Regions from separate parts of the Homo sapiens genome. Here all the other regions are linked to region 3. The links are chromatin contacts, found by Hi-C or POLR2A ChIA-PET in ENCODE. All regions are on one chromosome and are shown on one strand. The core of a region is the stretch at or near the end of the contact, and the rest is flanking DNA. Distances in the headings are between cores, read along the strand shown. Region 1 has its middle 22 kb from the start of UPK3A. Region 2 holds the start of PARVB (parvin beta). Region 3 has its middle 18 kb from the start of PRR5.

Evidence for each region. A loop is a pair of places that touch in the nucleus more often than their neighbours do. ChIA-PET counts read pairs that join two places held with the same protein, here RNA polymerase II (POLR2A). Pooled maps may share reads with other maps.
Region 1: a loop to region 3 is called in a pooled map, with 4 times the contacts of the local background. The contact joins two enhancer-like sites. A Hi-C loop is called at or near these places in 1 of 168 maps with a recorded cell type or tissue (PC-9), 4 of 37 single-sample maps with no recorded cell type and 5 of 50 pooled maps. POLR2A ChIA-PET finds 5 or more read pairs at or near these places in 2 of 52 experiments (WTC11 and naive thymus-derived CD4-positive, alpha-beta T cell).
Region 2: a loop to region 3 is called in a map with no recorded cell type, with 8 times the contacts of the local background. The contact joins the promoter of PARVB here to the enhancer-like site in region 3. A Hi-C loop is called at or near these places in 10 of 37 single-sample maps with no recorded cell type and 8 of 50 pooled maps. POLR2A ChIA-PET finds 5 or more read pairs at or near these places in 2 of 52 experiments (Caco-2 and SK-N-SH).

Annotation. Positions count from the first base shown.
Region 1 is chr22:45,260,840-45,265,146 of GRCh38, reverse strand. No RefSeq gene overlaps it. Among named protein-coding and RNA genes, the nearest start is that of UPK3A, 22 kb to the left of the region's middle. RefSeq lists enhancers at 1,288-1,477, 902-1,737, 1,748-1,797. Within about 2 kb of position 1,591, at least 18 of the 41 ENCODE cell types and tissues checked have a DNase peak (open chromatin) inside an H3K27ac peak, as active enhancers do.
Region 2 is chr22:44,023,052-44,025,551 of GRCh38, reverse strand. PARVB (parvin beta) reads right to left here and starts at 1,250. Exons shown (of 13, transcript NM_013327.5): 1 at 1,101-1,250. The coding sequence starts at 1,212. RefSeq lists silencers at 743-952, 1,003-1,052, 1,123-1,242, 1,273-1,382.
Region 3 is chr22:44,682,172-44,686,456 of GRCh38, reverse strand. It overlaps a transcript of PRR5 not described here. Among named protein-coding and RNA genes, the nearest start is that of PRR5, 18 kb to the left of the region's middle. RefSeq lists enhancers at 130-630, 511-830, 1,807-2,346. Within about 2 kb of position 1,521, at least 9 of the 41 ENCODE cell types and tissues checked have a DNase peak (open chromatin) inside an H3K27ac peak, as active enhancers do.

The DNA of each region.
Region 1 (4,307 bases), core at 342-2,841, 580 kb before region 3:
TTTATTTATTTTGAGATGGAGTCTCGCTCTGTCACCCAGTCTGGAGTGTAGTGGTGTGATCTTGGCTCACTGCAAGCTCTACCTCCTGGGTTCAAGCCATTCTCCTGCCTCAGCCTCCTGAGTAGCTGGGATTACAGGTGAGTGCCACCACACCCGGCTAATTTTTGTATGTTTAGTAGAGATGGGGTTTCACCATGTTGGTTAGGCTAGTCTCAAACTCCTGACCTTGTGATCCACCCACCTCAGCCTCCCAAAGTGTTGGGATTACAGGTGTGAGCCACTGCACCCAGCCCCAAATTAATTTTAGTATGTAGTATGAAGTAAGTGTGGAAGTTCATTTTTTTATATATATATGGACGTCCAGTTGATCCAACACTTTTTGTGGAAACACTTTCCTTTCCCCACCGAGTTGCTTCATCACTTTGGTCAAAAATCAGTTAATTTGGTCAGGCACTGTGGCTCACGCCTGTAATCCCAGCACTTTGGGAGGCCAAGGCAGGTGGATCACTTGAGGTCAGGAGTTCAAGACCAGCTTGGCCAACATGGTGAAACCCTGTCTCTACTAAAATTACAAAAATGAGCCAGGTATGGTGTGTGCCTGTAGTCCCAGCTACTCGGGAGGCTGAGGCAGGGGAATCACTTGAACCCAAGAGGTTGCAGTGAGCCGAGATTGCACCATTGGACTCCAGCCTCGGCAAGAGAGCAAGAGACTCTCTCAAAAACAAACAAACAAACAAATTCAGTTAACTACATATGTGTGGGTCCGTTTTGTAATATACTGTGTGAACCAAAGAAAAACCCATTCATGGGCTGCCTGGTCTGGGCCCCGACTATTTTCTAACATTGACCTCCAGCACTCAGACCTCCTTGCTGGCCCCTGGCTAGGCACCTGCTGCCTCAGGCCTCAGCTCCAGCTCTGTCCTGGTCTAGAACTGTCTGCCCTGAGATCATCTCCTGTCAATGCCTCCTCCTCTGAGAGGGAGGCCCCTGCCATGGTGTTGCTCTGGTGATTTGGTTCCAGGAGAGCTTGATGAGATCAGCAGGCGCCGGATTGTACAGGGACTTGCAGGCGGAGACAAGAATTGAGGTTTTATTCTGTGTGAGATGAGAACAGGAATGGCATGATCTGACTTTGGCTTTGGAAACGTGGCCTGGGCTGCTGTGTCGAGGTGGACTGTAGGGGGAGTGCGGAGGCAGGGGTGGCCGCAGGAGGCTCCGGAAGCACGTGGCTCCTGCCGGCCACTCGCTCTGCCTGTAGTCTGTCATCAGAGCAATCCTTGGCCCTGAGAGCAGATGCTGCAATGAGAAGGAAGGTCAGCCCTGGCCAGCCTTGCTCTGGGATCCCAGGGCATGGGATTCAGGAAAAATAGGGGCTTCCCTCCTCCATGTTCACCATGCCACCCCGCCCTCGGTTCCCACACCCTCGTGGGGTGGCTCCAGGCTACTGTCCTGGCCCTTGACCTATTCACTGCCCTCAAGGCTTGGGCTGCATTTGTGGAGCAGAAGAAGGAGCCGGGGTGGAAGCCCTGAGGTTAAGTTCCAGTTCCTCTTCTTACCAGCTGGGTGACCTCCAGCGAGTCACTGGAGCCTGCAGAATCTCATTTGAGAAGTTGGATAAGATCTCTGCCCCCACCGCCCAGGCCCCAGGGGAGCTGTGCAGACTGACTCTCTTCTGAAGAGTCCCTTGGAAATGTTTTGGCGGTGGCAAGAGAAAGAGCTTTGCTTGTTCTTCAGAAAGACTTGCCGGAGTCAGACACTGAGGACTCCAGAGCATCTGGAGGAAGCCCAAGGGCCACCTCCCCTGAGAAGCCTTCCTTCGCCAGCCTGAATAAAATGGACCTCTATACACACACCTGTCTCAGTGGTGGCAGTGGCAGGCCATCTGGAGCGGCTGCTGCTGTCACACCAGCTGCAGCAGGGAGGCACGGCTGGGGCTGCATGTTCCATGGAACTGGCAGGAGCTGGGGACAGGCAGGAGCCTCTCCCATTCTGAGTCGGGGTGGCAGCTCCCTGCATGCCGCTGCAGCTGCCCAAGCCACGGCTGTGGACCCAGGCATCCCTGTGCTCTCGGAGCCTGGGAGCAGGTGGGAACCCCACCCTCCCAGGTGCAGCTGCAGCCGCCCAAACCACAGCTGCAGACCGGGGCCTCCCGCTCCACGGAGCAGGCTGGAGTCCTGCCCCACATCCCACATAGCTGCACCGGCCCTAACTGCCACTGCGGACCCAGGCATCTCTGCACTCTTGGGGGCCCTGGAAGGCCCCCCTGCCCTCACAGGCTTGGAAATGCCTGCTCCCACTGCCTGGCTTCTCCTTGCTGTCGGCACCTGCTCTGATCTTGGGGCAAAATTGGGGCCGAGCCTGGGTTTTGTCACAGCCCAGCCAGGTGTGCACACACTCAGGGCAGTGCTGACATGCCAGCCCCCTGCCGTCTCAGCCCTCTCCAGATTTTGGGCACTGATGAGCATAGGAATGAAGCTGAGGAGGAACTGAGGGCAGCTTGGCAGTGGCCTGCAGACGCCCCTTGGTACCTATAGCCTGGGCGCCATGAATGGCAGCAGGAGGCAGACAGGTTTCTGGGCAGAAGGGGGTGAGTCCCTGGTGAGGCCCACCTTCAGGCCAGGGAGGCCCTGAAGGCTGGGGGCCAGGCTGTCAGTGCCGTGGACTGGAGTGCGAACTTGTGTTGCCTTTTCTGGGCCTGCCCATGGCCGCCCATGGACCAGTCAGCATGAACTTCCCCCTCTCTGAGGCTGACAGAAGCCCCAGGCTCAGCCAGAGCTGAGCAGACGTCGGATGACCAGCTGTAGTGAGGAACTGCCCTCTCCAGGGCCTCCTCTGAGCTATTGTCACTCAATAAAGCTCCTCTTCGTCTTGCTCACCCTCTTGTTTCCGTACCTCATTCTTCCTGAGTGGAGGACAAGAACTTGGGACCCACTGAATAAGGCTAAAAGAGCTATAACACAAACAGTGCTGAGACATGCCCCTTGCTGGCCACGTTGCAGGGGAAGAGAAGGAAGGAAGAGCTGCAGCCCTTTGGGGAGCCCAGACCGGGGAGTCTCCCAAGCCAGGGCTGTGATGCCCTCTTTGGGTCCCTGTGGTTTCTGGCATCTCCAAGCTTCTGAGAGCCACTGTGTTCCCCAGTGCCAGCTGTGGAAGCTGCTTGCAGTGCGCCTGGTCCAGCTGTAGCCTCGCAGAGAGCTGGGGCCCATGCTGGCACCCGGAGCTGCCTGCCCCACTGCAGCAGCCGGCGTGTCTGACTGTGCAGTGGCCGGACCTCACGCGTGCTTACACACCCGTCACCACCCCACGCAGTCTCCCTTGGTAGACGTGGGATCCAGGCCGATAGTGTGAGCCGAGTGCAGTCTGCCAGGACAAGTGGGCGGAATGAGCCCAGTGGGCCCAAGCAAAACTCAGACAAAGATGCCACTGGCCACAGAGGTTTCTGCCCAGAAAAGCGACACCCCAAAGATTCCATAACATCGGCACCTGACCCCGCTTACATCTGTACACGCACCTGCCTCTGCACCTGGCTGCTCTGACGTCTGTACACACACCTGTCCCTTCCTTGTTTCTTCAATCATAGGGCAGCCTGCCAAGCCATGAACCACTGATATCTCAGGCTGTGGGGAGCACTTGGTGTCCCCAGAACCCAGCCATCAAGGGCCTACCCTGAGGAGGCAGGCAACGATGAAAGAGGGGAGAATGAATGAATGATGTCTCTGTGTGCTGAGTCTTAAGGAAAACGGACCATGAAAACCATTCCTGTATTGAAAGTGCTAGAGGCTTCCAGGCAGGACCGCAAGGAATGTGTGCACAGCCCCATGGGGAAGCACGGCCCCCATGACCCCCACTTTGCTGAGAAGGGACCTGAGACTCACAGAGGCTGAGCCGCTTCACCCAGCGAGGGGCTGGTGGAGCTGGGATTCTAGCCCCGAGTGTGGCTCTCCCCACTTCCTCGTGGCTCTCAGTATCCAGGAGGAATGAGGGGCCCCCTTCTCCTACTGATGAGGAAACTGAGGCCCAGGGTATGTGGGGACCTGCCTATCGCTGAGCATGCCAGGAGACAAGTCGGGCCTGCAGCCCACATCCTTGTTCTGAAGCCTCCCCCAACCCCTTTCTTTTTTTTTTTTTTTTTTGAGACAAAGTCTCACTCTGTCACCCAGGCTGGAGTGCCGTGGCGCGATCTTGGCTCACTGCAACCTCTGCCTCCTGGGTTCAAGCGATTCTCCTGCCTCAGCCTCCCAAGTGCTGGGATTACAGGTGCCTGCCACCACACCCGGCTAACTTTTGTATTTTTAGGAGAGACAGGG
Region 2 (2,500 bases), core at 1-2,500, 660 kb after region 3:
ACGCATCCCTGGGGGCACAGGCATCCCTGGGAGAAAATGTCTGGGGAACCAAGCGTTCCCTGCACTGTACAAAAATCCTGGGGAGCAGGTGCATGGGGGCACACACATGCCTAGAGGCAAATCTGTCATATGTCTTCCCGGGGCACACACATCCCTAGGAATACAAGAGTCCCAGGGAAGAAATGAATGGGGGACCTGCATCCCGGGGTACACTAATCCCTGGAGGCACAGGAAGAGTTCCCAGGGGATATGTCAGGCCCAGGTGGTTTAAGGAAACCGTACTGCATACCCGCTATGGGAGGGCTCCTTCCCGGGGACCCACCTGAGGCCGGCCTTTCTCCATCTGCCTTTCCACAGCAGCTCCCCTCACCTCTCACCAATCCGAAATCTCACTATAGGGCATGGTCCCGGGGCAGAACCTCCCCACCCAAGCAGAAAATTCCAGAATGTATCTCCCAGGAGGCCCTGGGCAAGCGGTACACTTAAAGACACCAGACTATCCCTTGCAACTCTAACAATCTTTAAAACGTACGAGGTTGGTAGTGTTTCGTGAGCACACGCAGTAAAAAATTTAAAAAAAAAAATTTTTAATGGGATCTCTGCAATTCTTGCTCGCAGGCCTCCCAGGCCTCAGCCCTGCACGCCCTGAGCCCCGCACCCTGCAGGGCGCCCGCGCAACACCCAGTAGTGGGTCCCCCAGGCCGTGTCTGCCCAGAGTGCCCTGCACACGTGAGCGTCACTGCTCATGGAATGAACGGTCACCCCGCGCGGCTGGCTATGCCGCTGGCCCAGGGAAGAGCTGAACACCCGGCAGGCAGAGCAGGCGCGGGCCCCGCACGGTGGCCCGAGGTCCCCGCCGCGCAGGCGCCCGCACGCGCGTTTGGCAGACTCCGGAGGCCACCGCGGCCCCACGCGCCAGGTCCCGGCCGTTGTTTACGGGTCCTGGGTCAAAGGCCTGGCCTGTCCCGAAGGTCGCGCAGCCGCGTGGGCCGGGCGGGGTGCGTGGGGGAGGGCGGGGGCGGCCTCGTGGGGCTCTAGGGCCGAGGGCGGGCACCGCCGGGCAGGTCCCCGGGGGTCGGCGGGCGCGGGCGCGCACTCACCCTCGCGCGCCCTCCGCTTCCTGGCCAGGGTGCCGCCCAGCTTGCCCAGGAACGACTCGTCCTTCTTCATCCTGCGGGGCCGCGGGGTGGGCGAGCGCGGCGCGGAGGACATGGGCCGCGCGTGGGGCCGGCGGCGGGCGCAGCGCGTGTGGAGCCGCCCGGTCGCCCCGGGGAGAGGCCGAGGGCGCGGCCCCGCCGCCGGCCCCCGCCCCGGTCCCGCCCCCGCCCCTGGCCTGGAGCGCGGCCCCGGCGTCCCGGATGCCCGAGGCCTGCTGGTCCCGGCCAGAGCCGTCCCCGTCCCGCGCCGCCGCTCAAGCTCAGAGAAGGGGCGTGGGGCCACCCCGGGAGCGGCGCAGCCTTTTCCCTACGCGTTGGAGCCCTGGGCTCTGCTCGGCTCCGCTAGTGGTGCCGGATCCAGGCGACAGCGCGACAGACACCATTGCCACGTGGGTGCAGCCTCAGGACGTCCTGAAAGCCGGAGAGAATCAGGTCACACGAACGTGGCCGGTCTGTTGTTAAGCTTCTGCCAAGAGCCAGGCCCGGGGCAGGGGGAGCCCTTCAGAACTGGGAATTGTCCCTACCCACGGGAAGCTTAGAGGATGGAGGGCAATGCGGGGCACAGGTCATTGGCCTGACCTCCAAGGGGAGTTCCAGGAGTTGTTTCTGGAAGAGGCGACGGGGAGGCCCCAGGAAATGGCTTGCAGGCCGGTACCATGAGGTGAGCAGAAGAGCAGGCCCTGGGGACAGTGTGGGGTGCCAGGGAGGGGAGAGGAGGGGAGACAGGCCTCGCATGTGTTGGAAGCAGAGGAAACGGCTTCATCCCGAGGACTGCCAGACAGGGCTATTTTTATTTTATTTTATTTTATTTTATTTTATTTTATTTTATTTTATTTTATTTTATTTTATTTTATTTTGTTTTGTTTTATTTTATTTTATTTTTTTAGACGTAGTCTTGCTTTGTTGCCCAGGCTGGAGTGCAGTGGCACAATCTCGGCTCACTGCAACCTCCACCTCCTGAGTTAAAGCGATTCTCCTGTCTCAGCCTCCTGAGTAGCTGGGATTACAGGTGCACGCCACCACGACCGGGTAATTTTTGTATTTTTAGTAGAGATGCGGTTTTGCCATGTTGGCCAGGCTGGTCTCGAACCCCTGACCTCAGGTGATCCGCCTGCCTCGGCCTCCCAAAGTGCTGGGATTATAGGTGTGAGCCACCATGCCCAGCCTAGATACCCAGGCAGGGCTTTGAGCTGTGATGTCACAGATGTTGCCTCTGGCTGATGGCTGCTCAGCAGGTGCTGGAGACAGAGAAGGCACAGGCAGGCGGACGGTGACTTAGGAGAAAAGCAAACAGATTTCTGAGATGCTCACAGCCAGAAGCCCCAGCCTTGAAGAAGTAGGAG
Region 3 (4,285 bases), core at 272-2,771:
GCTGAGGCAGGAGAAGCTTTTGATCCCGGGAGGCACACGTTGCAGTGAGCCGAGTTAATGCCACTGCACCCCAGCCTGGGCGACAGAGCGAGTCCCTGTCTCAAAAAAATCAACAACAACAACAACAACAAAAACACAAGAATAGAACAAGATGTTGTGAAAGCCAGGTGCCCAATAGGGGAACTTCTTTTTCTTTTCTTTTTGTTTTGAGACAGTCTCACTCTGTCGCCCAGGCTGGAGTGCAGTGGTGCGATCTCAGCTCACTGCAACCTCTCTCTCCTGGGTTCAAGGATTCTTGTGCCTCAGCCTCCAAGTAGCTGAGATTACAGGTGTGTGTTACCACACCTGGCTAATGTTTGTACTTTTAGTAGAAACGGGGTTTCACCATGTTGGCCAGCCTGCTCTCACTCCTGACCTCAGGGGATTTGCCTGCCTTGGCCTCCCAGAGTGCTGGGATTACAGACGTGAGCCACCATGCCGGGCCCCAATAGGGGAACTTCTGATGTGTGGCATCATCACGGTGCTCCCCCAGGGAGAAAGGATGGTACCACGGAAGCCAGGGCCCTGGGCACAGGGCCTGCAAGTGGAACCATCTTTCTGGGCACTATCTGGGTTAGAAGGGGACAAAGTTAGGCGGAAGGGGCATCACGTATCTCGGCTTTGATTCCAGCCCCACCCTTGGTGCTTGGGATTCTGTGTAGAAGTTCTGAGCAACTCCAGCATGTGCCTGGGCATGTCTGAGAGGGTGTCAGGCACCACAGCCCACGCCTGGCAGAGTCACGGTGGCTGTGAGTGTGCCTTTCACTGGGGAGAGCTTGTGGCTTTCACTGGGGAGAGGGGTGTGGCTTTCACTGGGGAGAGGGTGTGGCTTTCACTGGGGAGAGGGGTGTGGCTTTCACTGGCGAGAGGGGTGTGGCTTTCACTGGCTTCTCTGAAAGCGCAAGGCTCCCACCTTAAGGAGAAACTGAGGGATAAGCATGGCCCTTCTCTATGGAGCATCCACAGATTTGGGGTGGAGGAGGGAAAACATTTTTCTGATTAAATACACATGGCTCTATTCCAGACAGAGGAGAAATCGTTTTTTGTTTGTTTGTTTTGAGATGGGGTCTTGCTCTGTCCATTCTAGTCTCCACTGTCCATTTTACAGATGGTGAGACTGAGGCCTTGCACAGGAGTGGGATATGTAGGGTCACCAGCAGAGCAGGACTGTCCCAGTGCATGGGGTAAAGGACACATGCTCACTCACGGAGGCCCTACTGGGTGCTGGCACTGCGTACCCATCTACCCTCCGACCTGGGGCAGACCTACAGGCCAGAATTTCCACCCACATTTTTCAGAAGAGGAACCAGAGGCTCCGAGGGAAAGCTGACTTGCCCGGGTTGTAGGGTGAGTGAGTGGAAGGGCTGAAATCAGAGCCCAGCTGTGACTCTGGAGCTACACGCTTCCCACGGTCAGTAACCCCAGCGGCCACCAGGAGCGCCTACTTCGTGCCGGGCCCTGAGTCCCGGGCTGCCACTTCCCTTCCCCTGAGAGCCACAAGAGGGCAGTAAAGGGAGGCTCCAGAATCCCCAGGAGGGAGGACGCCTGAGCCTCCAGAGATGACATTTCACCAGGGCCTGGAAGGATGACCTCACCCAGCACGGCCAAGTGGAGCACAGACCAGAGCGACAGGAAGGGGCTGCTCCCCTACTGTGGACGCTGACATCAGCCCGGCCCTGTGCTCTGCACCCACACCCGCTGTCTGCCCCTAACCTCACAACAGTGCCCTGGGCAGAGAGCTGGGGGCGGGTGCAAGCTGGGCAACACCAGGCAGCACAGGCAGTTGGACCGCGGGTAGGAGGTGACCCTCAGGCATCCTGACCCTGGTCCCCAGTGCTCTTTGCCCCTTCCCCATCATCCCCAGGACATTTTCTTTTGAGTCTCGCTCTGTTGCCCAGGCTGGAGTACAATGGCGCGATCTCGGCTCACTGCAACCTCCACCTCCCAGGTTCAAGTGATTTTCCTGCTTCAGCCTCCTGAGTAGCTGGAACTACTCAGCTGCCGCCACCACGCCCAGCTAATTTTTGTATTTTTTTTGGTAGAGACAGGGTTTCACCATGTTGGCCAGGCTGGTCTTGAACTCCTGACCTCAGGTGATCCACCTACCTCGGCCTCCCAAAGTGCCGGGATTACAGGTATAAGCCACCGCGCCTGGCCATCACCAGCACATTTTCTACCACTCTCGAGGCTGGATCAGACTGGCTTCCAGCTCCTGGCCTCACTGGGCTCACAGCTCAGGCTCTGTGGGCACTGGGGTGGGGGCTGGGGTGGCCACAGGTGGCTTGTTTAACTGAAAAGCCCCAGGCCCCTCCTCAGCCCACCCCTCTGGCCCGGGCCCTCCTGGACCCTCAATCAATTCTGGAAGTCCTGGTTTCGACACCCCCACCCAGTCCGGGGGACACACCCTACCTGTCGCTGCAGTCAAAGCCAATGAAACCAACCCCTGCGAGGGGCCCAGCCCCTGTTCCTGGGCTAGGGCTTCTGACAAAGGATTGGGCTGGCCCCTCTTCAGCCATCCATGAACCCTATCAAGGATGACAGGGGTGGACACAGTTGTTCATCCGTGGAAGCTGCTTCCATTCCCCGGGTGGCTCGCGAGTAGGCTTCTCATCTTACTGATGGGGAGACTGAGGCTTAGGATGTAGCTAATGAGCCATGGGGAGGAGAGAGGGGGTGACTCTGCAGCCAGGGCTTGGGACCCCAGAGGGACTGGATCTGAGGCCAATCAGAGGACCTGATTCAGAGGTCCCCAAGGGTCTATGAGTTGCCCTTTGTTGGGGCCTAAGGCAGGGTGGCCTGGGAGGGTGGACACAGTCTCCTGGCTGGCTCCCCCCAGCCCCTGCCCTCCTTCGGGGTGCTGGGCGTGGGAGGAAGGCTTTGCCCAGCCACCTGGCCCTGGCCCCAAGGGGGCTCCTCATTCAGATCTTCTCGGCAGTTTCTGGTTTTGAGTAACCTAGGTCTGGGCCCTCTGTCTTGTGGTTCTGGGTGTGGGTGGCAGATGGGGTGGGGGCCAAGGCAAGAAGCCTCTTCCTCAGGAGCTGGGGCTGCCAGGTGGCCCTCAAGGTGGGTGGCTATCTCGACTACAAACTCTGTCGCTCCCCAAGCACTGGCTTGGCCCACTTGGATTTCCCCAGACTCAAGGGGCAGATGACAGGAAGGGGCTCTCCAGGGCTTCACTGCAGGGATAAGGCCAGAGGGTGGCCATGCAGTTAGAAGCTCCCAGCTTCTTGCAGGCAGCCTGAGCAATCAGCTCCCAGGGTCTGAGAGGAGAGGCAGGGGACCCAGGGGCCTCCTTGAAACCTCCTGAGTGAATGGGAGCAGAGGCCAGCTTCCTGGTGGAAGGCTCTGTCCTTGGAAGTCAGGCTCAGTTCATGTCCACATGCTCACCCTTCACTTATTTTGGGATGATCTTCCCTTAAGCCTGGTCTGGTTGGCCAACTCCTATTCATCCTGCAAAACCCTTCTTGGAGTAACCTAATCCACCAAAGTCTTCTCTGTAGCCCTGCCCCACCACACACACATCTGCGTTTAGAGGACAGTACTGTCCAGACCTCCCGCTACAGTGGGCACATTCCCTAGTGGGCTCAGAGAGGCCTTGGGCGGCCCTGCAGAATGAGAGCGGCAATTTCCTTAGGTGACTCCTGTAATTATAACATGGCTTAGCAGCTACTCAGCTCTGGCCACACGCCAGGTACCATGATTGTCTCTGCGACATTCCCGTGTCGAGAGAGCCATCTGCAGCCTCCTTTTAACTCAAGTGTTTCTTGAGAACCTCCTATGGGCCAGGCCTGAGCTAAGTGCCGGATTCAAATCTGACCTTGGCCAAATCAGTCACCCCGTGCCGGCCTCCATGTCTTCACCAGGCTTTCATAATTGCTCTGTGAGAAGGCAGAGTGTGAGGCGCAGGGGGTCTTCATTTCACCTATGGGCACAGAGAGGCCAGCGGGGACATGGTGGAATCCAGAGCCCAGCACCAGAGGCTATGTCCAGGCAGCTGACAGCCACGGTGGAAGGTGGATGAAGAGCTCTGGCTGGGGCCTGGATGGGCCTCCTCCCCATCCCCTTCCTCCTCCCCCCATTCTCTCCACCGTCTGCCTATGGCATCCCCTGTATTAGAGTACACGTAAGGAGGAAATTCACCTGAGCTCAGTGACCGTGACACTGCCTTCCCATAATCTGCCCGGCACTGTGGCCAGAGGCCTCCCTGGAGGGTCCTCTCAGCTTTGGGGCCAGCAGAGCAAGGGAG